2 separate regions of the Mus musculus genome follow, and region 2 is linked to region 1. A link is a loop called in an ENCODE intact Hi-C map of the cell type or tissue named here. Cell type or tissue: heart. All regions are shown on one strand. Each heading gives the region's core, and the rest is flanking DNA. Links, peaks and the distances in the headings are about the cores only. Region 1 has its middle 8.1 kb from the start of Olfr66. Region 2 holds the start of Olfr67 (olfactory receptor 67).

Region 1 (13,013 bases), core at 2,682-10,681:
TTTTTAATATTGTAATGCAATTATGTTATTTTCTCCTTTCCACCTCCAAGCTATCCTTTATAGAATGGCTTGGAGGTAGAAAAGAGAAAATAACATAATGAAAGGAAAGGTATAAACCTTTCCTTGCTCCTTTTCAAATTCATTAAATGTTGTTGCACACATGTACACACACACACAACACACACACACACACTATCTACCTCTATCTATCTATCTATCTATCTATCTATCTATCTATCTGTCTGTCTGTCTGTCTGTCTGTCTGTCTGTCTGTCTGTCTGTCTGTCTATCTATCTCTATCTTTCTAAATAGAACATGTTCAGTCTATATAATGTCATTGTATGTATGTTGTGAAGGATGTTCAATTGTTATTGGATATTCATTTGGTGTGCTTTTCCTTGGGGAAGACTAATTCTCCTGCTCTCCATGTTCCTGAGTTGTCTGTAGTTCTTAGTGTATGGCTGAGACCTTGTGGTCTTTTCCCCATCCAAGTTAATTTTTCAATCACTCCTTTCCTTGTAGATCTTATGTTTAGGCAGTCATTGTGGTGAGACTTTCCGGGCATAGTTTCTGAGATTCCTACAAGATGGAATCTCATAGCAAACTCCTTGATCCTCTGCCTCAGATTAGATGGCAAAGAACAATGAAGAAATAGGTTGACTATTTAAAATCATTTTCTGTTAGTAAATCAACTTTAATAAAATATAATTTTAAGTGAAACACATAATCTATGTTTTAAAAAGTAATTTATATGCAGCTAGAGATGCAAGTCCCATCATGTGTTTTCTTTGATTGGTGGTTTAGTCCCAGGGAGCTCTTGGGGCGGGGAGGGGGGGTACTGGTTAGTTTATATTGTTGTTCCTCCAATAGGGCTGCAGACCTCTTTAGCTCCTTGAGTACTTTCTCTAACTCCTTCATTGGGGACCCTGTGTTCCATCTAATAGATGACTGTGAGCATCCACTTCTGTATTTGCCAGGCACTGTCATAGTCTCACAGGAGACAGCTATATCAGGGTCTTGTCAGCAAAATCTTGTTGGCATATGCAACCAAAGAAAACACATGGTAGGACTCGTGTCTCTAGCTTCACATGTAGCAGAGGCTGGCCTAGTCGGCTATCAATGGGAGGAGAGGCCCTTGGTCTTGTCAAGATTCTATGACCCAGTAAAGGGGAATGCCAGGGCTGGGAAGCAGGAGTGGGTGGGTTGGGGAGCAGGGGGTGGGGGAAGGAGATAGGAGATTTTCAGAGAGGAAACTAGGAAAGGGGATAACATTTGAAATGTAAATGAAGAAAATATCTAATAAAAAGAGAAAAAGAAAGTAATTTATAGTGCCCGGGTTTGGTGGATGCCAAGAAGTGCATGCTGAAAGGAGCCTGATATGGTTGTCTCCTGAGAGGTCCTGTCAGAGCCTTACATATACAGAGGCGGATGTTACCAGCCAACCATTGGACTGAGCATGGGGGCCCTAATAGAGGAGTTAGAGAAGGTACTGAAGGAGTTGAAGGGGTTTGCAACCTCATAGGAAGAACAACAATATAAACCAACCAGACCGCTCCCCACCCCCAGAGCTCCCAGGGACTAAGTCATCAACCAAGGAGTACACATGGCTCCAACTGCAAATGTAGCAGAGAGTGGTCTTGTCATGAATCAGTGGGAGGAGAGGTCCTTGGTCCTATGAAGGCTCGATAGATGCCCCAGTGTAGGGGAATCAAGGGCAGGGAGGTGGGAGTGGGTGGATGGGTGGAGGAACACCTTCATAGAAGCAGGGGGTGGGAGGATGTGGTAGGGTGTTTCCGGGAGGGAGGGAGGGAAACCAGGAAACATTTGAAATGTAAATAAAGAAAATATCCAATAAAAATGAATAAATTTAGTAATCCATCCAAAAATAAGTAATTTATTATTTTGAAAATCCTTTTACACTATTAAGCCAACAGCATAGACATGATCATGTATAAAGTCACTTATTGCGCGGTAAAAGTGATATTATTCCCAACAGGAGTGTCTTTCAGCCAAGTGTCACAATCCTCATCTTCATGGTCACGCACCACCCCATGCCCAGTTCCTTACACAGAGGTTCTTTGTTCTGATCCCAGTGTCACATTCCTAGTCTCCATGAAGGCAGAGGCTTTGTTCTATCACTCCTGTGAGTCTGCTAAGCCAAGTTGTTTCCCCATCAGCTTAAAGTCTTCTCAGAGATAATCTCCCAAAATAATATTATATGTTTTAAAATAATTTTTGGGTATAATTTGGCTAGTTGTATAGCATTCATGTCAGACTCTTATCTTATGTCAGTTCTCCAAAGGCTTTGCATGAACCCCTTCAGTTCATGTTTGTGATCACTCATCACCTCTTACTAAAGGCCAACAGATCCTTGATATGACACTCAGCTGTCCAGAATCCTGCAAGTTTACAGTTGTTTCATGATGGTAAGGCGCTGAGACACTCAGCAAGTTAAACATGATAACAAAGACTGCTATTCCTTTTATTTCCATTCATACCACTTAGAATCTGAATTTTTCTTTTATTCTCACATTTCTGAACAATTTACCAAACATCCAAACATTCCCTTTCTGAGTCCTAATCTTCCCTTCTCCTATGTGGTCTGTTATGGACATGCCTGTCACTCATTTGTGTGAGGATGGTGAGAGTAGACATCTGCAGACATGTGACATTCTCCAGACATCTGGTTTCCCATTGTGAAACAAGGGCATAGGTGTTGTACCTGTTTTCTTCTCAATCTTTTACCTCTGTTCCTTTCTTGAATAGCACACTATGAAATGGACATAGCACAGATCCTTCACTCCAAATTAGATGCCACTTACTAGTTAAAGAACTCATCCAGTGCTAAGTCCTATAACAGAAGTCATTATTATTCCTTAGATGGTCAAGCAAGTTGTACCACAAAACTAGAAATGATGTAAAAGACAATTATTTTCTTTCGCCCAACATGGTGCTTTTGGGATATAGTAGAGTTCCTGGATTTGCTTGCTAATTGTTTATTGCTCTTTAGTAAGGCATCCCACACATGAATGTACATTATTTGCCATTGCCCAATTATTTTCAGCCTATTAGTGTTAACTTCTATCATTTCTTATAGGTATCCCTGAGACATTTTCTTTGCCAAAATAGCTCAATAGTCTCATTTTTTCAAATCCTTCTAGTTTATTCTTCTTATTCATGTGCTTTATTGAAATCACTTACATCTTGACAGAGTTACACTTTTCATTCTCCTTTTCTTCGGTCTCTTATCTTTTGAGACACCTTTTCAAAGTACTCATGTTATCTGGCTTCAGACAGATTCTCCTGCTGTATTCACTGGCCTTGACTTCTCTGATAGTCTATCCATGCCTCTCTGCTTCAGCATCAAATGTTATCTTCACTAACCAGCTGAATTCAGAGCATTGTTGAAAGATGAGGAGCAAGAAATAAAAGGTGAAAAATTAATTAGAGGCTAAACTTAGGCACTATCATGATGCATTAGCCTTCACCTCCACCGTAACAGCAAAGTATAGTAAAGCAAACAGAGTTTACAGCGTCATGTGAATTTAGGATATAATAGAATGATGGTGATTGCCAATCTTTATTCTAAGAACTTCAGTTTTTGATTCTCAGGAGAACCTTCAAGTTTCTTTTCATTACTACGACGAGTTTGGTCCCTATATAGGTGACTTACATAGGCTAAGTATTTTATCCAAAAAAAAAAAAAAAAAAAAAGGACAAGGTGGATTTATCTATAGAAATAGTGTATGGACCAATCTACTTTCTTGTGTTGGTCAAGAGAAACAGTAACATATTCAGTCATTCATTACACCTCAAATGGAGCTCTACATTTCTGCTAACCTCCACAATAAAATGGATGACAGTTGAAGGGGTTAGAGAAACTCTATAGGGAGAGGTAGGAGGCCTCATAGTGCTTCTTTGTTGCCTGCTTATTTCTTTGGGTAGAGCAGAGGCTTTATAAGTTTACTCCAGTCCACTTTGGAGTCCATATTAGCTTTTGTTCCTTGTTCAGATACTGTTTAGGAAGTTGTGCTGGCGACACTTTATGGATGACACTTCTGACATCACTAGGAGAGAGAGTCTCAAAGCAAAGTCCATAATCCTTAGTCTCTTCCACTCTTTCCACCTGCTCTTCCACAGTGTCTTAGGTGTAGGAATTCTTTTGTAGATGTTTCCATTGCTGCTGGGCTCCACAACTCTGTATTTTGTTTTTGATAAAATTTTTCTTAAAACCTACGGTATTTATTCTGAAATAGATATTTAGGGTGAGGGCGTCCACATTCTAGAAAATAAGGTAAATTTTCATTTTGGGGGCATTTATAGTTTGACTTCTACTACTTAAGAACTATAAATATGTAACTCCTTGTGCTTGTGAAAGACATAAATATTTCTGATTTTGTTTTAGGAGCTCAGGGTATAAATTTTTCTGATTTTATTTTAGGAGCTCAGGGTCTTGATAGCCCTTGTGACTATGATTACAATGAACAAAACCCATCACTGAAATCTTTGTTCTTTATTATCATCAGTTCATGTGTCTAAGTTTGACTAAGCAAATGTTAAAAATGATGTGCTCCTGGCCAAGGTGGAGTACCTCCCTTGTCCACAATCACCCTTTCTTCCTCCCTCCTTCCATGTACCAGATAACTAATTCAGTTATGCTGGGCTCTCCTCCTAAAGAGACTTTTCAGCCCCGGACTGTGACAGGAACACACATCTAAACTGTGGGAGAAACTGCTTACGTTAGCAAAGTGAGTCACACTTATGTACATTCTTAATTGCTGTGTGCCCACCAGTTCAACAGTCTTAGGACTCACTCTTGCTATGTTTCCCATAAATGGGGTTTTTTTTTAAAAAATATTTATTTATTTATTTATTTATTTATTTATTTTTATTACATATTTTCCTTAATTACATTTCCAATGCTATGCCAAAAGTCCCCCATACCCTTCCCCCCACTTCCCTACCCACCCATTCCCATTTTTTTTTTTTTTTTGGCCCTGGCGTTCCCCTGTACTGGGGCATATACAGTTTGCGTGTCCAATGGGCCTCTCTTTCCAGTGATGGCCGATTAGGCCATCTTTTGATACATATGCAGCCAGAGTCAAGAACTCCGGGGTACTGCTTAGTTCATAATGTTGTTCCACCTATAGGGTTGCAGATCCCTTTAGCTCCTTGGGTACTTTCTCTAGCTCCTCCATTGGGAGCCCTGTGATCCATCCATTAGCTGACTGTGAGCATCCACTTCTGTGTTTGCTAGGCCCCGGCATAGTCTCACAAGAGACAGCTACATCTGGGTCCTTTTGATAAAATCTTGCTAGTGTATGCAATGGTGTCAGCGTTTGGAAGCTGATTATGGGGTGGATCTCTTTTGTCTTCTGAGAGTCCTTCTTTTACAGACTTAATCTGCCACGTGGACAGTTGTCCTTATTAACAGTCACTTCTCCTGTTGGTGTGGCAGACATTTGTTACTGTACCTTTCTGATCTGTTCTGTGATATGCTAGTTCAAACGACTTTTCTTTTCTTGAACCTATTACTGACCCTATTTCTCCTGCTTCCATGTGGTCATGGTCCTGTTAGTCTCAAGTTATGTTTAGATTAATAATTGATGTGGCCTTCTGCAGAAGTTTATTATTGTGGTGAGATAAACATTGCAAATAACTGTTTTGTGTACACTGTGCAGGTGATTTTGTTTCCTTATTTGAAAAGTATCTGTAAAGCTTCATTTGGCTGTGTCAGTTTCACTTTAGTACAGTAAACAGGAGGAATTTCTTCCAGTTGAATATGCCACAGCCTGTCAGTCTGCACATGAAGGGGCCTGAGTGGTCATCAGTGAAGGATGAGAACTTGAATGCTGATCACAACAATAAAATCAATGACAAAACTCGAGATGGCTTGCTTTTATTAGTAGATTCTATTAACTGACTCATATCTGACAAAACTAGAGAAAAAGAATGAGGCGTTTTCACCACTAGAGGGAAGACAATTATTATGGAGCCTACAGACCTAGGTGTGTGGATTCTCCAGCGAGGACAATGGTGAAAAGACCACTTGCCAGTAGGCGTCATTTTCATGGTAGAGGAACAGGACACTTGCACGTTCTGCCTACCTTCTCTATTCCCCACAATGTCTTCTGAGAATATGTCAGTACTTCCCTCTTTACAATACTTAAAGCCAAATCAGTAAAATATCACCTTGGATTTAGCAAATGCCAGAAACTTTCAAATGATTTTTAAGTGTTAGGCAGTCTTTATTTTAGAAAAGCAGAAAGAGAAAAGTTACTTTTAACTTAGTGTAGTAGAAAGAGACATTTCCCAAGAGGCAAACTAAGTACTGGGTTCTTTGTTAACCACCCTCCTTTTCTTACACCCCCCACATCTATCTCCCCCTACAAGTCTCCTCATGTTCCCAATTCTCAAGAAGTATATACTATATATTAATATACTAAGAACTAATGTCGGGTAACTGAGGCTACCACCCTCTGGATAGAGGAGTATGTCTGAAAAGATATAGTTGCTATATGAATCTATATTATTGTATTGTTTTATAATATGAACTGATTTTCCAGTTACATCCAGTTCTTTAAATATTCTAAGTTGTAATTTACTCACTTGGAAAAAGAAAAAGAAAACAAAACACTGTAAACATTTGTGAGGATTAAGATGATACACCTAAAACTTTCAACAAACACATGGACTGACACACAGTAGGTACTGTCAAAATAATGTTGAAATAAATTGAAATTTCTTAACTTGTGCAAGGTTGTTCTATATTATATCACAAAGTTTATGTTTTAACACTAGGAGTCACAAAATATTATTCTAATATTGGGCTGGAGAATTCCATGAATCACAAAAGTGATTAAGTTGTCTAATGCTGTGGATTTTTCAAAGGCCTGAACTCAAACCGTTTTGATTTTCTTTTCATATATTACCCTCCCAATATGTCAATGTTCTGCTGTGTGTTTGGGGATTATTGTTATTGGATTTTTGTGAAATGCTGAAACAAAGAGAGAACAGGGTCTCCAACAAAGGATCCCATGATCAGTTATGCCAAGCTCTGACAGAGCCTTGCCTTCAGTTGTATCCTCACTTCTGAGACCACAGGACTCCAGCAGATCGTTCCACACCATGATCTCACAGACAGTTCTGAATGAACTCATCAGGTCTCAAAACCAAGAAGGAGGATATCAATGTGAGGAGATGGTACTGATGAGATTCAGAGAAAGACAAGACAGAATGAATGGGTGGGACAGTAACTGGAATGCATTATATACTTGAATGGATGTTTAAAAGAATACATTTAATTTAGAATAATTTAAAAGGAGAATTGCAATATAGCAGAAGGACGAGAGAGGGCAGCAAAGTTGTGTTCACTTTTGTTCCAACAACTTCCACTTCTTCAGAGTTGAGTACACATTTGCTATACTGCATTATAAACTTTGAATTCATGTTCACAAAAAAAAAATCAATGACAAATGATAAATAGACAAATAGATGATAGGTAGGTGGTAGAAATTTAATAGGTAAATGATGATAAATGTAGGTCTTTAAAATTAACCCCCTTGTTTAAAAATTAATGTGTTTTTGAGACTTTCACATATGACTAGTATATCTACATCATCTCACCTTTCCCTTCCTCCCAAATTCCTTTCATGCCTCCCACCTCTTCATGAATGCATAGTCTTTATTTCTGTGATATGTATAAATATTCTATATGAATCTATAAATATAAATGAACTCTGCATCCATTTAGTGTTCTTCATATAAAATGCCTCTGTTATTGATCTGAAGTATCTGCCTTTGACTTAATTCAATGGTCTCTAATCTATATTAGATATAAAAATTAATCAAAAGACATGAAAACAATTTTTGACACATTAGCTTCACAGGTGGTTTGTTTTAAAACATTTCACTAGAGTATGGACAGAGCACAGGTTTCAACGTCTCCTTTTTTCCCCGCTACACCAGACATCCAAACTTTGCAATATATTTATACATGTTTGTAAATACATTCAACTCAATCCAAATACTACCGGCCTTGGGAGTAAAGAAGAGTTTTAAACATGGTCAACAAGGAAGAGAGCGAGTCATACTTCAAAGGCATAGATTAAAACTTCTCCAGCCTTCTGTAACCCTGAAAATCATTTCCTTTTTGAGATCAGACAAATGGTTGGTGCTTTTTACATAAGGCCACTGTCAACCTGTTGTAGTAATTTCCCATTAGGCTGTGCTTTGAGACACTTGCTCTTTCCAGGACCTCTGCCTTGCCACAGGTAAACTGCATCTGCAAGCCTTTTATTAGTCACTCACTCATAGTCCCAACAGCTGGAAAGACCAAATGTTTGTCATTGACAGGAAAAGAGTGTCTTTATATTTTTTTGGTTATAAAAACTACATTTTGATTTACATCCAATACTTTCTCCAGCCCATTTTGGCGTATATAAATGATGTGTGGTTTCTCCAAATCACCAAGGTAGTACCCGGAATCAGGCACTAACATCACCTATCGAAGCACATATACTGGCAATTAATGATTGTTGAGAGAGAGAATTAAATGAGTTTCTTGATTGCTTAGCCAGTCTGAAATGGGCAACTTTAGGCACATTGCAACATCTCTAAATGATCTCAGTTAGATGTGCTTATAAACTTGTATATATTATACACAATTTGCATTATTTATAAAGTAATAATTAATGACTAATATGTCAATAATTTGGAAATAAGTGGGATATATTCAAAAGGAATTGGAGAAATTAGAGAGGCAAATGATCTAAAAATTATTAGTATTTGAAATTCTCAAAGAATATACAAGATTAAAAGAGTAAAGTAAAATGCTTCAATGTATTTCCTGAATTTTTATGCCACATGTCATCTAAAGATGTTATTATACATTATTTCATTGTTGCTCACAACCATTGGATTATTTTATAGTATTTCTATGCTCTAAACTTATTTATTTACATATTTTTATGTGTTTGAGTGTTGTATGTATACATGGGTGTAACTAGTGCCCATGGTTGTCAGAGAGGGCATTGGATACCATGTAACTAGACTTACAGACAGTTGTGAGCTAGCACACTGGTACTTGAACCAAACTCAAGTCATCTGCATGAGCAACAGGTGCTCTTAACCACTGAGCCATCACTCTCCAGTTCTAGTATTTCTATATTTGACAGAAAGCACAGGTTCAAAGATATTATTATTGTTAATGCCTTAATTTGAATTGTATTTACTCACTAGAATATAATTTTCTCAGAGCCACAAAAATCAAATGTTATGAACTGACATAAATGCAATTAAGTTGTTATGACAAGTCCATTATCAAGTTTAGGAAAAAGAATGAAGCACTTTTTCAGGTGTGTTTGTGTGAGAGAGATTTGGGATAGAACTGCATTCAGTGAAAAGAACTTTTAATCTCTTTTATTTAAGAATAGACGTGGAGGGTGCATGTAGACCACTCAGTGTTTTTTGTTTTGTTTTGTTTTGTTTTGTTTTTGGTTGGTTGGGTTTTGTTTGTTTGTTTGTGGTTTTTTTGTTGTATGTTTAATTTTTTGTTTTTTGGTTTTTTGTTTTTTCTTTTTTCTTTCTTTTTTTGGTAGGTGACAGTAACCATGTCTCAAGGTTTCAGATCATGAACAATTTGCCCTCTCTTACATCTAGCAGCAATGTCAGAATGAGATGGCTTTCCCCACCCCTTTACTAGTCTGAGATCCTCCCACCCACAGCAAGGGGAGTGAGATCCTGCCAAGACTCTGATAATATTATCTATTGGACCAGGAAGCCAGGCTCAGAGCCTTGGCTTTCCAACTGCCAAACAGCAGTTTGCACTTTTGTATATTTAAGTTGTATGCTTATTTTTAAAGAAACACCTAGATGTCTGTACAGCCCAGACTGTGCCATGGAAACCACTTTGAAGGGTTTTGTTTTGGTGTGTGTATGTGTGTGTGCATATATTTAATTCCTTCTGCTCTTTCTCTCATGATGAGCAGGTTTAGAGGCAGGAACTTCATGCAAATGCACATGCCAGCCAGGCAAGAGCTAGGCATCCTAGTTCAGGAATTCCCATGATAAATGTAATATCATTACGAAAGTCTCTAGACTTTTTTGACCCTTAGTTTCTTCTTCTGAAAGTAAAGGCCACTAGTAAATTATTCTTGAGAGATCTTTTTCAACATATATTACATCAACTAAATGTATAAACTGCCTCATTTCCCACACCAGGAAGGTCCCTGAGTTTGAGATCCTCTACTGGCAGGCAGCCTGCCCAAAGATTTTTCTTATTTAGTGAAATTCCCTCGGTACACCAAACCTACTGAGCACTAGATACGTGGGTGCTTTGCACGGTGGAGGAGAGAAGATGACCCCCTCTTTCTATTGTCATATAACTTAAGAAAATAACTCCCTCTCCCACACATATTAATTTCCGATGGGTCATTTCTGAAATTCCAACCCTTGTTTCACAGAAGTTTCATATAGAACATTGGTCAAGATTCTCATCAGATCATGTGATGTTATGAAGATTCAGCAGTTCTCATTAACTACCATATGCTTTGTTTCCTTCATATGTTATATGGTTTTTCTCCAGTTTGTTATTTGTCATTTCATATTATAGAGTTCTAAGAATAATTTTTTCATTGTTTTGTTAGTTCTTTGAAAGTCTTATACAGTTTTTTTTGGCTATCTTCACTCTCCCAACTGTTCTCAGATTGATAGCTGCCTTCTTATTCACTCAACTTTATGCCATTAAAAACAAAAAGACAAAAAAAACAAAAACAAAACAAAAAACAAGAACAATTTGTGCTGCTCAAAATATTCTTGGAGGTGTGGTCTTCTGTTGGATCCTGGTTGACTTACCAGGGGCTCTATCCTCTTAGAGACCCCCTCCTTTCCTGGCAGCTAAGGATTGCTAATAGCTCTATAACTAGGGGTGGGACTCTGTGCCATACTCTCTATTCTGGCATTTTGTCTGTCTTGGATTTATTCTGGTTTCATGGATGCTGTCACAGCTGCTGAGAATTCACATGTGCAGCTCCCCTGCTGTGCCCACAGACATTTGGTGTACTTATTGACTCCTTGGGGTTCTCACACTATTACACTCTTCCCCTGTCCCCTCACAAATGGACATAGTATTAAAACCAACTCCCAATGTTCCATAGGCTTTTAACAAACCTGTTAAGACTATTGTGAAAATTGTTTGGGTTAATTATACAGCATTTACAGTAGTGCCTTATATATGGTAAATGCTCCAGAAATATTGGCTGCTAAAATTGTACTTATATATAATAATTTTAATTACTTAATTGTACTTATATATAATAATTCTTTTGGGACACACTTTATTCTAATTTGTTTTTAAATAGTACACTAATAATAAAATTAATATTTATTGAAGGCTCATTCTATGAAAATACTAAAACTGTTTTGGGTAAATGACCTCATTGACTACTTTTTAATTATCTAAAGCAAATGCTATTAATATTCTTATTTTATTACAGTTAAGAAAGCAGTGTTAGTTTTCCCTAGTATATCCAGGCACTTATACACATACAAATGGTGGGATTTAAATTCATCTCTCAACTACTCTTCTTTCATTTTCCAGTGAATTTCCAGTTCCTTTTTCTAAAACATTTATCTACTTTATACCACTTACTATTCAGGATGTTGGAATTTAAGTTTTAAGCTCTATTAATTGTGCCAATTATTGTCATTGCTATTCGTAGTCTATGTGATATCATTGCTTGTGTGTACAGATCAGAGTAAAAATTTGGACTCAGTTTTGTCTTTCCCCACTGCCAAAACAGGTTCTTTCTTATTCCTGCTGGTCTGTGTTTTCTAGTGTATTTAGTGTATGAATTTTGATGGCAATTTTGTCTCTTCCTACCATCTCACCACAGAGGTGCTGAAATTACAGATAAACACCACAGCATCCAGCTTTTAACATGGAATCTGGGCATGAACCGAGCTCATCAGTCTTGTGTGAACGTGCTTTAATCTAGTGAACCACATTAACTGGCCCTGACACAATGTGTTTTTGATTCTCCACTCTACTTTCCTAAATTATTGTAAAATTATACCATGGTACTGAAGCAACGGCTCAGAGTCTAAGCATGTTTGCTGCTCTCCATGAAGACTTGAGTTTGGTTCTTAGCACCCATGCTGGGTAGTTTATGACACCCTGTGACTCCAGATCCAGAGGATATCACACCATTTACTCAAGGCCAGATAGACTATCTTAAGTGGAGATGGTGTACTGGATATACATGATCATGTTCCATGAATTAATTATCTTCATGAGTCTAAAGACTATGGTTTTCTGGCTTATGTTTAACATGTGTTAAAGGCCTTCCCTGTGTTTAATGTTCCAATATAAAATGGTTGTGTTCCAGTTAACTCAGTATGTTACTTAGGATTTCTTTGGGAGATTCATGACAGGCAGACAATTTTTTATATACACTTAGGAGGGGTGTGTGATAGGTAATGAAGGGAGGTAAGTAAAGGGAAAATAATATAATTTTAACTTCCCAAATAAAGAGATAAGAAGACAGTGGAAGAGCACATGTACTAATATACAATTAAATATTGCATTAAAGCTTTTGAAATAATGTTATATATTATTTAAAGATATATACATACGTAAAAACCATGTGAATAAAACCATTGTTTCCAAAGACAAAAAGAATTACCTGGAAAAAAAAGGCTCAGTTGAAAACTGACGAGCTTCCTTTCATGCTTATGATAAATAGTTTTCACCCCTGGTGAGAAGTTCCAGAAGGGCTGGGTTTTTGTTTTTGTTTTTTTTGTTTTGTTTTGTTTTTTTGGTTTTTTGTTGTTGTTTTGTTGTTGTTGTTTTGTTTGTTTCGAAACAGGGTTTCTCAGTATAGCCCTGGCTGTGCTGGAACTCACTTTGCAGACCAGGCTAGCCTCGAACTCAGAAATCCACCTGCCTCTGCCTCCCGAGTGCTGGGATTAACGGTGTGTGTCACCACGCCAGGCAAAGTGCTGGTTTTGATGAA
Region 2 (13,013 bases), core at 1,606-9,605, 81 kb after region 1:
CTGACACCTGAATTTTTGATCTTAGCCATTTTCACTGGTGTGAGGTGGAATCTCAGGGTTGTTTTGATTTGCATTTCCCTGATGATTAAGGATGTTGAACATTTTTTCAGGTGCTTCTCTGCCATTCGGTATTCCTCAGGTGAGAATTCTTTGTTCAGTTCTGAGCCCCATTTTTTAAGGGGGTTATTTGATTTTCTGAGGTCCACCTTCTTGAGTTCTTTATATATGTTGGATATTAGTCCCCTATCTGATTTAGGATAGGTAAAGATCCTTTCCCAATCTGTTGGTGGTCTTTTTGTCTTATTGATGGTGTCTTTTGCCTTGCAGAAACTTTGGAGTTTCATTAGGTCCCATTTGTCAATTCTCGATCTTACAGCACAAGCCATTGCTGTTCTGTTCAGGAATTTTTCCCCTGTGCCCATATTTTCAAGGCTTTTCCCCACTTTCTCCTCTATAAGTTTCAGTGTCTCTGGTTTTATGTGAAGTTCCTTGATCCACTTAGATTTGACCTTAGTACAAGGAGATAAGTATGGATCGATTCGCAGTCTTCTACATGGTAACAACCAGTTGTGCCAGCACCAATTGTTGAAAATGCTGTCTTTCTTCCACTGGATGGTTTTGGCTCCCTTGTCGAAGATCAAGTGACCATAGGTGTGTGGGTTCATTTATGGGTCTTCAATTCTATTCCATTGGTCCACTTGTCTGTCTCTATACCAGTACCATGCAGTTTTTATCACAATTGCTCTGTAGTAAAGCTTCAGGTCAGGCATGGTGATTCCACCAGAGGTTCTTTTATCCTTGAGAAGAGTTTTTGCTATCCTCGGTTTTTTGTTATTCCAGATGAATTTGCAAATTGCTCCTTCTAATTCGTTGAAGAATTGAGTTGGAATTTTGATGGGGATTGCATTGAATCTGTAGATTGCTTTTGGCAAGATAGCCATTTTTACAATGTTGATCCTGCCAATCCATGAGCATGGGAGATCTTTCCATCTTCTGAGATCTTCTTTAATTTCTTTCTTCAGGGACTTGAAGTTTTTATCATACAGATCTTTCACTTCCTTCGTTAGAGTCACGCCGAGATATTTTATATTATTTGTGGCTATTGAGAAGGGTGTTGTTTCACTAATTTCTTTCTCAGCCTGTTTATTCTTTGTGTAGAGAAAGGCCATTGACTTGTTTGAGTTAATTTTGTATCCAGCTACTTCACCGAAGCTGTTTATCAGGTTTAGGAGTTCTCTGGTGGAATTTTTAGGGTCACTTATATATACTATCAATACCTAAACATGATAAAAGCAATCTACAGCAAACCAGTAGCCAACATCAAAGTAAATGGAGAGAAGCTGGAAGCAATCCCACTAAAATCAGGGACTAGACAAGGCTGCCCACTTTCTCCCTACCTTTTCAACATAGTACTTGAAGTATTAGCCAGAGCAATTCGACAACAAAAGGAGATCAAGGGGATACAAATTGGAAAAGAGGAAGTCAAAATATCACTTTTTGCAGATGATATGATAGTATATATAAGTGACCCTAAAAATTCCAGCAGGTATCTTTCTTGTGTTGGAGTTTTCCTTCCAGGATTCTCTGTAGGGCTGGGCTGGTAGATAGATACTGTTTGAATTTGGTTTTGTCCTGGAATATTTTTGTTTCTCCATCAATGTTGATTGAGAGTTTTTCTGGGTATAGTAGCCTGGGCTGGCATTTGTATTCTCTTAGAGTCTGCATGACCTCTGACCAGGCTTTTCTGGTTTTCATAGTCTCTGTTGAGAAGTCTAGTGTAATTCTGATAGGTCTACCTTTGTATGTTACTTGGCCTTTTTTGCCTTGCAGCTTTTAATATTCTTTCTTTGCTCTGTGCATTTAATATTCTGATAATTATGCTATGAAAACATTTTCTTTTCTGGTTCCATTTATTTGGGGTTCTATAGGCTTCTTGTATCTTTATGCCCATCTCTTTCTTTAGGTTGGGGAAGTTTTCTTCTATAATTTTGTTGAAGACTTCTTCAGGTCCTTTAGGCTGGTAATCTTCGTTCTCCTCTATTCCGATTATCCTTAGAATTGGACTTTTCATTGTGTCCTGAATTTCCGGGATGCTTTGGGTTAGGAATATTTATGTTTAGAATTTTCTTTGACAGTTGTGTCAATCTCTTCTACCCTATCTTCTACACCCAAGATTCTCTCTTCAATCTCTTTTATTCTGTTGGTAATAGTTACATCTATAATAGTTACACCTGACTTCTTTCCTAGGTTTTCCATTTCCAGGCTTGCCTCCATTTGTGTTTTCATTATTGTTTCTACTTCTACTTTTAGGTCTTGGATCACTTTATTCAATTCCTTCACCTGTTTACCTGTGTTTTCCTGTATTTCTTTAGGTGAGTTATTGATATCCTCCTTAAAGGGCTCTATTATCTTCATGAGATAGAGTTTTAGGACAGATTCATGATTTTCAGGTGTGTTCGTGTATTCAATGCTTGCTGTGATGGAAGATCTGGGCTCTGATGATGCCCACATATTTTAGTTTCTGTTGCTTATGGTCTTATGTTTGCCTTTCACCATCTGAATATCCATGGTGTTTGTTGATCCGGGTGACTTTATTGAGTCTGTCTCTTTTGTCCCTGGTAGGCTTGTGGCTCTGGCTGTATCAGACCACCTGTAGAGCCTTCCAACTGGGGCCTTTTCACAGGGGCAGAGAAGCTACTTATCTGTTGCCCTGGCTACAGTTGACTTCCTGAAAGGCCTTCAGACTGTTGATTCTTCAATGGAGCAGTCAAGCTGTTGTCTAACTGCTTTGAGTGCAGCTGATCCTCAACTGCTCTGAGAGTAGTGGATCCTCAACTGCTCTGAGTGCAGAGGGTCCAACTGCTCTGAGTGCAGCAGGTCCTCAAATGCTCCGAGTGCAGCAGGTCCTCTAGGATGTATTGGGATATGGAGTCTTCACGGGAGCAGACCAACTAGGCGGTCAGCCTTAGCAGCAAGGAACAGGCAGAAGGGGTGGACAGGAAGGAAGGAAGGAAGGAAGGAAGGAAGGAAGGAAGGAAGGAAGGAGAGTGGTATTCGAGAGGGCAGATTTTTTGGTGAGTGATGAGTCCAGAGTCCACCAGGCTCCCATCAGCAGCCCTGGACTAGGAGGTGGGGGGTGAGGGTGAGGGTGGGGGTGGGGGAGGTTCTTACCAACTTCTGTGAGTACAGTGGGTACTTTAGGATGGATTGGAATATGGAGTCTTCATGGGAGCAGACCAACTAGGAGTCTACCCTAGCAGCAAAGACCAGGTGGAAGGAGTGGAAGGGGAACAAAGGATTTTGAAAAGAAAAAATAATTTAAGTGGCCTATAAATGTTTTGAAAATTATTCAATGTGTCTAGCTATTAGGGAAACGTAAAACAAAACTACTTTGAGAGTTCATCTCATTGTAGCCAAAATAGTCACCTATCATAGGAAACAAATGAAGGCTAATATGAAGAAGGATAAATGGAAAGGGAAGCCCTGTTCACTACTGATGGGAGTGAAAACTAATACAACATTATGGAAACCAGTGGGCAAATTCTTCAAAAACTCAAACCAGACCTACCCTCGGACCTAGCTGCACCACTCAAAAGGATTTATATCCAACACAGGAATGCTTGCATATCACAATAGTTGGGAAATGGAATCAGCTGAGATGCCCAATCACAGGAAAAGGGATAATGACAATATGGCATACATACACAGATTTTAATAACCTAAAAAGAAAAATGAATTTTTGAAAATCTCAGCAAAATGGATTGTACTAGAAACTGTTTTTACTACGTAAGGTACCTCATGCCCAGGAAGACAAAGGCTGCATTCTTTCTTTGGCTATGAATCGTTCCATCTGTATGTTTTAAGTTGGAGTGAATTTTTGTGATTGAAGGGATCTAACAGTATGTGTGGGATTAAAGATCATCTGTGGTATGAAATTAGGTAGATTATTCATTCCAGTGCTGGTGTGGGCTGCTTCCCTGTCAGTTACTGGTCAGGGAGACGTGGAGCACAGGCAATAGTGTCCCCAACCAGTACAGGCTATTTCCGAGATGTTGACGTCTCTTGATGAAGATGCCTCACACTCTAGTTGTAGGCCACAGAGAAATGGAGCTGGAGCTTGCCTGGGAGCTTCATTATGCTTGATGGTGGCATATAGCCCCTCCCCCCCCATTCTGTAATATTCCATTTTGATGTTCTTCCTTTTTCCACATATAAGAGAAAACATATCACACTTGTCTTCCAATATGACTTATCTTTTAGCATGATGAGCTCTATTTCCATCTATTTTCTTAAAAAAAAAAAAAAAGGACTTTATCATCACTTGAAAGTTAACTTGTAATCCCAGTACTTGGGAGGCAGAGGCAGGCATATTTCTGAGTTCCAGGCCAGCCTGGTCTACAGAGTAAGTTCCAGGACAGCCAGGAGTACACAGAGAAATCCTATCTCTAAAAAAAAAACCAAAATAAATAAATAAATAAGAAAGAAAGAAAGAAAGAAAGTTAACTTGGTGAGATGGTAGGTAATTAATTGGCTGGATTATCTCTTTCTATAGTTTATGGATACAGTGTATTACATAAAACACACAATTATTATTTGCCAGAAATTATAAGAAATACATTTAAAAGATGAGTTTTTGTCATTTTATTTTCTGCTTTATTGATTTACAGTCATCTTTATGATTGATTTTATTTTTTTGTGGTCCCATAAATAATGGGAGATTTTTTAAACAACAAAACAAAACTCACTTGAAAGTGACTATTTTTGTCTTATATCAATTAAATAGTTGAAATTTTGGTGGCAGCTACTCAGAAACCTTAGAAGGCCACAATTAAATAGGTGAACTATTCATGTATACTTTATTATGTTGCTATGTATTATAAAATATGAAATAATTTAAATATAGTATTAAATAATAATTAAAATATTAAACTAGAAAATAATATTAAATAGAAAATTTAAGATTTAGAATTTAAAATTAGATTTAGATTTAGAATTTAAGAAAAGTTAAGGTTAGGATATTCTTTATGCATATGTTATGAAATATGCAGTGAATAAATTAATGGAGAAACTATGAGTAAAAAAGAGAGCATTAAAAAATGAGTAGGCATACTATTCATGTGCATTGATAGCAAGGTTCCTAAGTTTGTGGTTAACTGTGCTGTCTGGTATTACCACATAGTTTGTAGGAGGTTCTTATCTATATTTTCAGCGCTGCCAAAACCCTAGTTGACCTGATCACTTTTAGAAGTAGGCTTGTTTCATGCATCTTTGAATAAGGGGGGTGGGGGGGTGGGGAGGAGGGCGGAAATCAGCGGAACACTTCTGCCCCCTACTGGTATGCAACAGGATCATTAGAGAAATGACCTTAAAAAGGTGGTGATACAGTTTATCCCAGTTAGCTTTAGTTGACAACCTGAGGCTGCCTAGAGTAATCCTAGAAGATAATCTCAATTGAGAAATGGACTAGATGAGATTGGCCTGTGTGCATTGCTCTGGAAGATTGCCTTGATGGTTAACTGATGAAGGAGAGCCCTGCACACTGAGGACCCATCTTTAAGCAGGTAATCCTGGGCTTTATAAGAAAGCTAGGTAATTGGGCTAAAGAGATGCCTGGGGTTTAGTTCCCAACATCCACATTAGCCTTATAATAACCCTATAGGTCGAACAACAATATGAACTAACCAGTACCCCAGAGCTCCTGTCTCTAGCTGCATATGTAGCAGAAGATGGCCTATTTGGCCATCATTGGAAAGAGAGTCCCCTCGGTCTTGAAAACTTTATATGCCCCAGTACAGGGGAAAGCCAGGGCCAAGAAGTGAGAGTGGGTGGGTAGGGGAGCAGGGTCGGGGGAGGGTATAGGGAACTTTCAGGATAGCACTTGAAATGTAAATGAAGAAAATATCTAATAAAAAATTGAAAAACAAAACAAAATAGAAGCTCATAATAACCTTTAACTCCTGGTTCAGGGGAACCTGATGCCTCTTACCTCCATGCAACATATAGTCACATACAGACACACTTTACAAAAACAAAAATTAATATCTTAATTAATTGTTAATTAACTAAATAATAAGAAGCTAAAATAATAAAAAAATGTTACTCAAAAGTCAAAAGAGATTTCTATGTCATCTTTTTGCATCTTTGGACCCTTCTAATCCTGAATAATTCTGTCATGTAACCTAGGGAACAGAAGGAAAGACAAAGAGACTTAAGATTTGAAGGAACATGTGATTTTAAAAAAAGGAACTCATTATAGTGGCTTCAAAAACTCATTCAGCACTTCCTCCCTAAATGGTATTTAGAACCTGTTACAGTAGATCCCTCCAGGGAACAGGATACGATTGTGCTAGTACAAATCTCTGACATGCAAAAAAAAAAAAAAAAAAAAAAAAACTGGAATATGTATCAATTTTACTGTCTGGAAATGCTAACCAGAAGAAATGTTTCTCAGACTGTGGAGGAGGAGGAGGAAAGTTCTCAAGAGAGGAGCCAGTACTGGACATTTCTTCTATGATACAACTCAATGCTCTTGGGCTAAACGTCTAGGGCCCAAGAGATGTCTAAAACGAGGTATAAATAAATGATCCAGATTTGTTGTTTAGGCTCATAGAATCTCCTTGCTTTTACTCTTTCTCCTGTTAAATGTCTTCAGATTTTAAACAGAAACAAGTAAGTGCAAAGTTATGTTCAAAGGAAGCTTGAAGCAGATGACAGAAGAAACTTAAGTCATGTTTTCTGCAGTTCTGACCCATAAGAGTACAACACCTAACTTAGTCAAGTTGATCTGCAATGGTGGTGTAGTTCTATTTTGAGAGATTTAGTCATCAGTCACAATGTTTCCATATTTATATTGTATTTATACAATAGTCTCTTATTTTTCTACCAGGATTTGAATATAGGTGTGATAAATTTCCAGTGGTTAAAATAAAGCTTAGTTGTTTAAACATTTTAATAAAGACAAACCTTATATATTCAAGAATGAATTCAAGAACATGTTCATAAATATATAGAGCCTTATAACATCAGGTACCAGTCCTGATGTGTATTTAAAAAACGGAGACTTGGAGATGTTAACTCTGAAAAGTGATGATGGTCTTATATTGGTAGGAACGACCGTCTAATTTAAAGCGATGCCTCCTTCACTGACTATTATAAACACAATTGATATTTTTAGACTATTGATTGTTATAGCCAGGGTAAGATAATGTGTCTTGGTTTGAGGATTATGTTATAAACAGATTTAATCTGAAGCCCAGAAAGTTAACAATTGTTTAAATTAACATTGATTTTATTATTAATGTTGGTAATTTTATGTGTGCTCTTATGTCATTTGTTGCTGCAATAAATAGAGATTTATGTGATTTTTGTAGTTATTATCCTGAAGTCCTAACAAGAGAATGGGTTTACAATGGTGCTAAATTTTTAGGTAATTTATCAGCAAGAGAACTAAAATTCAAGTAAGTAACAGTCTCTGCACACAGCCAAGTACATCTTAGTGGATAGTGCTCAGGTCCAACTGTGTGCAGGTTCAGCTGGACTGTGCAATCAATACAGTCATAGTGCATTTTACAAAGAGCACAGACCAACATTTTAATTAATTCCAAATCTTAATCCCACAGTGCAAGACAAATAAAATAAAAGATTAGTGATGGCTAAAGCTTCCCACCAACAGGGAAAATCTGAAGGATCTGTTTGCCTCCCTTACATCTTTACACCATGATTTCCCCTCCCCCCATGGAGATTGTTCTACTTCCCAGCTAAGTCCCATTCACTGGTTGGTTTATGTGAAGGGGGCAGATCCATAAATGTCCATTGTTTGTAAAGAGCTTCATGCCAATTTATGCTAAAGTCATATAGGCAGACACTGCCTTATATATTTAACTGTAATTAAATAAGAAGTGCCTAATATTTCAATCAGATAAAGGAGGTAACTTTGCATATAGTAACAAAGAAAGGTGGCGACAATACAGTGCCTTGGTGCACAGTTAGGACGCTTAATTATAGTGGACAGGACACAATTGTAGTGGAATCAAGGTACAAAAAGCATCTGGTACTCTGTTAGTTATTGTTTTGGTTAAGCACACACAAATGTGTTTTATTGTAACTTATCTACCCAGCTCTACTATTATATTTAGTTCTGACTATCTATATCATTATATGCAGCTCCATCTATATCATTGTATGCTAAGTATAATCCTTCCTATCCCCTGCTTTTCCGCATCCCACATAGTCGGGTCCTTTTGTCTTACCAAAAGTTTCCATATATATTCCTGACATAGCTATTCCACAATCTTTTTAACACCATTTCTGCTATCTTTATATCACTTACTCCTCTTTCATAATACTAACTCTATTTTTTTCTTCCTCCATTTTCTTTCTCCACTATTTTTTATTTATTTAAGTTTGGAAATAAAAATAAATTTACAATGATACATGCTTCCTCTGATATCAATATCTTACAGAACTTGGACTCTTTGTTAGACTCAATAGATTAACATGCATTTCATTCTCTTATCTATGAACAATACCACTATTTTGATGACCTACATATTATAAGCATACATATATCTACATGCAAATTTAAACTGATATTCTACATATGACAGGAAACATGCAATATTTGTATTTCTGATTCTGGCTTCCTTTGCTTAACATATTAGTCACAAGTGGCATTCACTTTCCTGTGAAAGTCAAAGTATCAGTTATCTGATGGAGATTCAGGGAAACCTTAAAACAGTTTCCATTTGTATTTTCTTGATGGCTTAGAATGTTGAACACTTTCTCAAACATTGCCCCCTTTCTCCTATTGACCACTGTCTATTCAGTCCAATAGCCCATATATTTAAGTGATGACGTTCTTTTACCCTATTTAGATTCTTGAGCTCTTTACATATTCAGAGTACTAATTTCCTGTTGGATGTACAGTTGGCAAAGGGTTTTCTCTATTAAGTAGATTGATAATCATTTTGTAACTCCATGTGCCATTTTGGGAATAAAGTTTTTGCCGTCTGCATTGAGAAAATTTTGGACCTGCCTATCAATTTGCAGTCACATATTGATGTCTATGCTGTGTGTTACCTACACACACACACACACACACACACACACACACACACACACACACACACACACACATGTACGCATGTACCTGTGCACTTAGTCTGGCAATGTATTGCCTTTTCCTTTTATTCCCTCATGTAAAACTTGTAACCAGCAAGCCACCTTTCTTCTTTTTATTAAAGAACTATGCATTCTTTACTGTGATAGGATATATTTGATTTATAGCTATCATCATTTGCTTATGTTCTGAACTTGATAATACAAAGGTATATTGTCTAATTTCCAATAGAAACTTAAGTTGGCTTTTGTAAAAGAAAATTTGACTACATAGTAGTCTTGTTCACTTCAGAGCCCAGTAAAATCTGGTATTTCAAATAGTTCAGATCTTTAAAATCTCACACAGATTTTTGAGAGTTAGGTAGTAGGCAGACAGGGATATATTTACTTCATTTTTGTGATCTTAATGGCTAATACAAGGCTTAGCATCAATTCATTGATCACTAAACATAGAAGATGGCATGTTATGCTATAATGTTTGAAATCTACCTTATCAAACTTTATTTTATGAGTAACAAATCTCAATTTCATATCCGTTTTCTTCAGGAATATGATGAGTGAGAGACTTTATGGCATACATATTCTGTGTCTAGTTTGATTTTGAAATATGGATGAAGATGACTAAGATTAGAGCTAAAATTTTCTCTGTCTGAGTTTTTGATTAAATGAGTTCTGTGGAAAGAGACTCAAAGCTTATGGACCCTTCCTTTTCTGTCCATGTGAATAATAGTGTGGATGCTATAGGTTAACACAGAGACCATTCTAGTAGGTCACCATAAGAACTTTATAAGCTTATATATGTAAAGTGCTAGAGTACATATTAAATATTTATTAAATGATAACCATTTCTTTCAAGAGGCAATAATTAATTGCTTGATCAACAGCGTGCATATTTAGACAATTTAATTCTCCTTAATGCTTTCACACAGATGCAAATATTGGGGAAGAATATGATGAGACCTCATCCAGCCTTGGCTGTATTCCTCAATCGTTAATGCTGTAGTGAGAGTGTAAAAGAGCCAAGATTTGTGTATACAATGAAGGTGGCCTCTTCCTTTCATAATTACACCAATCCACAGGATGTGTGGTATGTTCTGATTGGAATTCCAGGACTAGAAGATCTACATTCCTGGATAGCCATCCCCATCTGTTCTATGTACATCGTGGCTGTCATAGGCAATGTCCTCCTAATCTTCCTGATAGTGACTGAACGCAGTCTGCATGAGCCCATGTATTTTTTTCTCTCCATGCTGGCATTAGCAGACCTCCTGCTCTCCACAGCTACAGCCCCCAAGATGCTGGCTATCTTCTGGTTTCATTCCAGGGGTATATCCTTTGGTAGTTGTGTGTCCCAAATGTTCTTCATACATTTCATCTTTGTGGCAGAGTCTGCTATTCTTCTGGCCATGGCATTTGACCGCTATGTGGCCATCTGTTACCCACTGAGATACACCACCATCCTTACTTCCTCAGTCATTGGCAAGATTGGCACAGCAGCTGTGGTCAGAAGCTTTCTCATCTGTTTTCCATTCATCTTCCTGGTATATCGACTTCTGTATTGTGGGAAACTCATAATTCCCCATTCATACTGTGAGCACATGGGCATTGCCAGATTGGCATGCGACAATATCACTGTCAACATCATATATGGGCTGACAATGGCCCTCCTGTCTACTGGGCTAGATATACTACTCATCATTATTTCCTACACCATGATTCTTCGCACTGTTTTTCAAATCCCTTCCTGGGCTGCCAGATACAAGGCCCTCAACACATGTGGCTCCCACATCTGTGTTATTCTTTTATTCTACACTCCTGCATTCTTTTCATTTTTTGCCCATCGCTTTGGAGGCAAAACAGTTCCTCGCCACATCCACATCCTAGTGGCCAACCTCTATGTGGTGGTGCCCCCAATGCTTAACCCCATCATCTATGGTGTGAAGACCAAGCAGATCCAAGATCGAGTGGTTTTCCTTTTCTCCTCAGTGAGTACATGTTAACATGACAGTAGATGTTAAAGATAGCACATTCCCAAAGAAAACTCTTTTAAATGTCATCCCTGTGAGAATAGAAATAAATGAGATTTATTATTTAGAGTGCTTCACTTTCAAGAGGATAATATCCATGAAAATTTTCACAATATTAACTAATACATACAGAGAGTGGGGGAAAAATATCTTAGTGACATTTTATTAGTGTGGACTTCAAATTACTTTATATTTATATATAGATAACCGTGAAAATACAATTTCTTATGTAAAGAAAGTAAAAACAGAAAACCATTGAATATCTTAAAACTATTTTCATTAATTCTCTGAGAATTATTACATTGTAATGTAATTATATTTCAAAGGATCTCACTTTCTGCTGAAGTGTAAAACATTTCTCTGCCCATCAGCAAATGTATGAGGTAATAGAATGAAGCATTTATACTATAGTTATTTTTGTCAATGCAATTCTTATACTAAATTAGTAACTCTAAAATCATTTATTTTAAGATTACCTGATATTTCATGAGTTCTATTCTTTTGAGAGTAGGTTTCATGGAGATACACCTGCCCTTTGTAACTATTGTTATTGCCTGCAGTTGTAACTATATATATATTTCGAGGCATATATATATATACACACATATATATATATATATACACATATACATACATATATACACACACATCTATACAATTATTTAAAGCCACTTTTAAAGTATAAACTTATACAATATATACATTAAGTAAGTTGTCAATAATAAGTTAAACATATTTACTAAAATAAAGCTAACTGTCAATATCACCCTAGTTTTCTAAAAGCTGTAATTTTTCACATATGTGTTGGGGCTTTAGTTTAAAGATACTAGGGAGCATGCTGGTGTCAGCAGAGCTCCTGTAAGAGTAAATGACTGGAAAGTCCCATGCCCAATAGTTAAAAAGAAAATTCAAAAGAAGTTTCATTGGAATATTAGTTTAGAAATTTCCACTGAAATAGGATTTAATCAGACAAAATACATGTGCATGAACACATTATACCAAAATTTAACTTGCTAAAAATCCTTCCCCTTTCTGTTAAAAACCTAAAGAATTTAAGACAATGTTAAAAAAAAGTCCTGATATATATAAAAGACAGCATTTAGAAGTTGGAAGTGAGCTTTATAACTTTATCATAGAACTCATGAAACCTGGCCAGAGGTTGTTAATATGTGTGTGTACAAACAGTTATTTGTCCATATGTATGCACAAGCATTTTCACATTTCTACACCAGACTCACAAATACCAAACGCTTTTAAAAGTTGAACCTTTTAAAAATGAACCTTTAAAAATTTTAAAAAATGAACCTTTATGTATTATTTGCAACATAAGAAGACAGAATACAAATAGCTCTAACCATAAAGCAATGTACTATGGGCCACACTGCTGATGAAACTCAACTCCTTTTCACTTAATGGTCATCACCTGCCAAAAAATCCTCACATAGGGTGAGGTCGAGCCCGTCACCTATCTATACTCTATCATATTGTTCACATACTTAGCTAAGTTGGCTTTTATTTTGGTGGGAAACTTTCCTTGTTTGCGCAATATGTTAAGAGAGATATCATCATTAAAGGATGACAAATTTCATAACTTTCACGCATATTAATGGGAGTCCATGAGTGTATCTCTGATTTGATAAGAGTGTATTAAATGAATTCTTGTGTGAACATTGTTTCATCTCTACATCCTATGTATAAACCCTGCTTTATCAAAGAGCATTATTCTCTTAATGCATCCTTTCATTTTGGTTGTTAGTATCTTGTTGAGGATATGGATAGATCTGCATCCACAATTGTGGTATAACCATGTTTTCTGGCAGTGTCTTTTTCTCTTTTGACCTCAAAAATGAATTTGTACCATATCTTTTC

The links. Hi-C counts contacts between places; a loop is a spot of excess contacts. Peaks named below come from ENCODE experiments on the same cell type or tissue, not always from the same donor. Only the 100,000 strongest peaks of a DNase experiment are listed, where the experiment ranks them.
Region 2: a loop joins it to region 1, with 5 times the contacts of the local background. A loop is called at or near these places in 13 of 42 quality-filtered maps.

Annotation. Positions count from the first base shown.
Region 1 is chr7:103,867,609-103,880,621 of GRCm38, reverse strand. No RefSeq gene overlaps it. Among named protein-coding and RNA genes, the nearest start is that of Olfr66, 8.1 kb to the left of the region's middle. RefSeq lists enhancers at 9,428-12,363, 12,954-13,013. In heart, for the core only: CTCF peaks have their summits at 5,972 (motif pointing right) and 7,361; no DNase peak of the experiment used is centred there; H3K27ac peaks cover 2,234 bases.
Region 2 is chr7:103,785,417-103,798,429 of GRCm38, reverse strand. Olfr67 (olfactory receptor 67) reads left to right here and starts at 6,600. Exons shown (of 2, transcript NM_013619.3): 1 at 6,600-6,669; 2 at 10,047-11,218. The coding sequence starts at 10,155. The coding sequence ends at 11,117. RefSeq lists a silencer at 4,527-5,453. In heart, for the core only: a CTCF peak has its summit at 5,355 (motif pointing left); no DNase peak of the experiment used is centred there.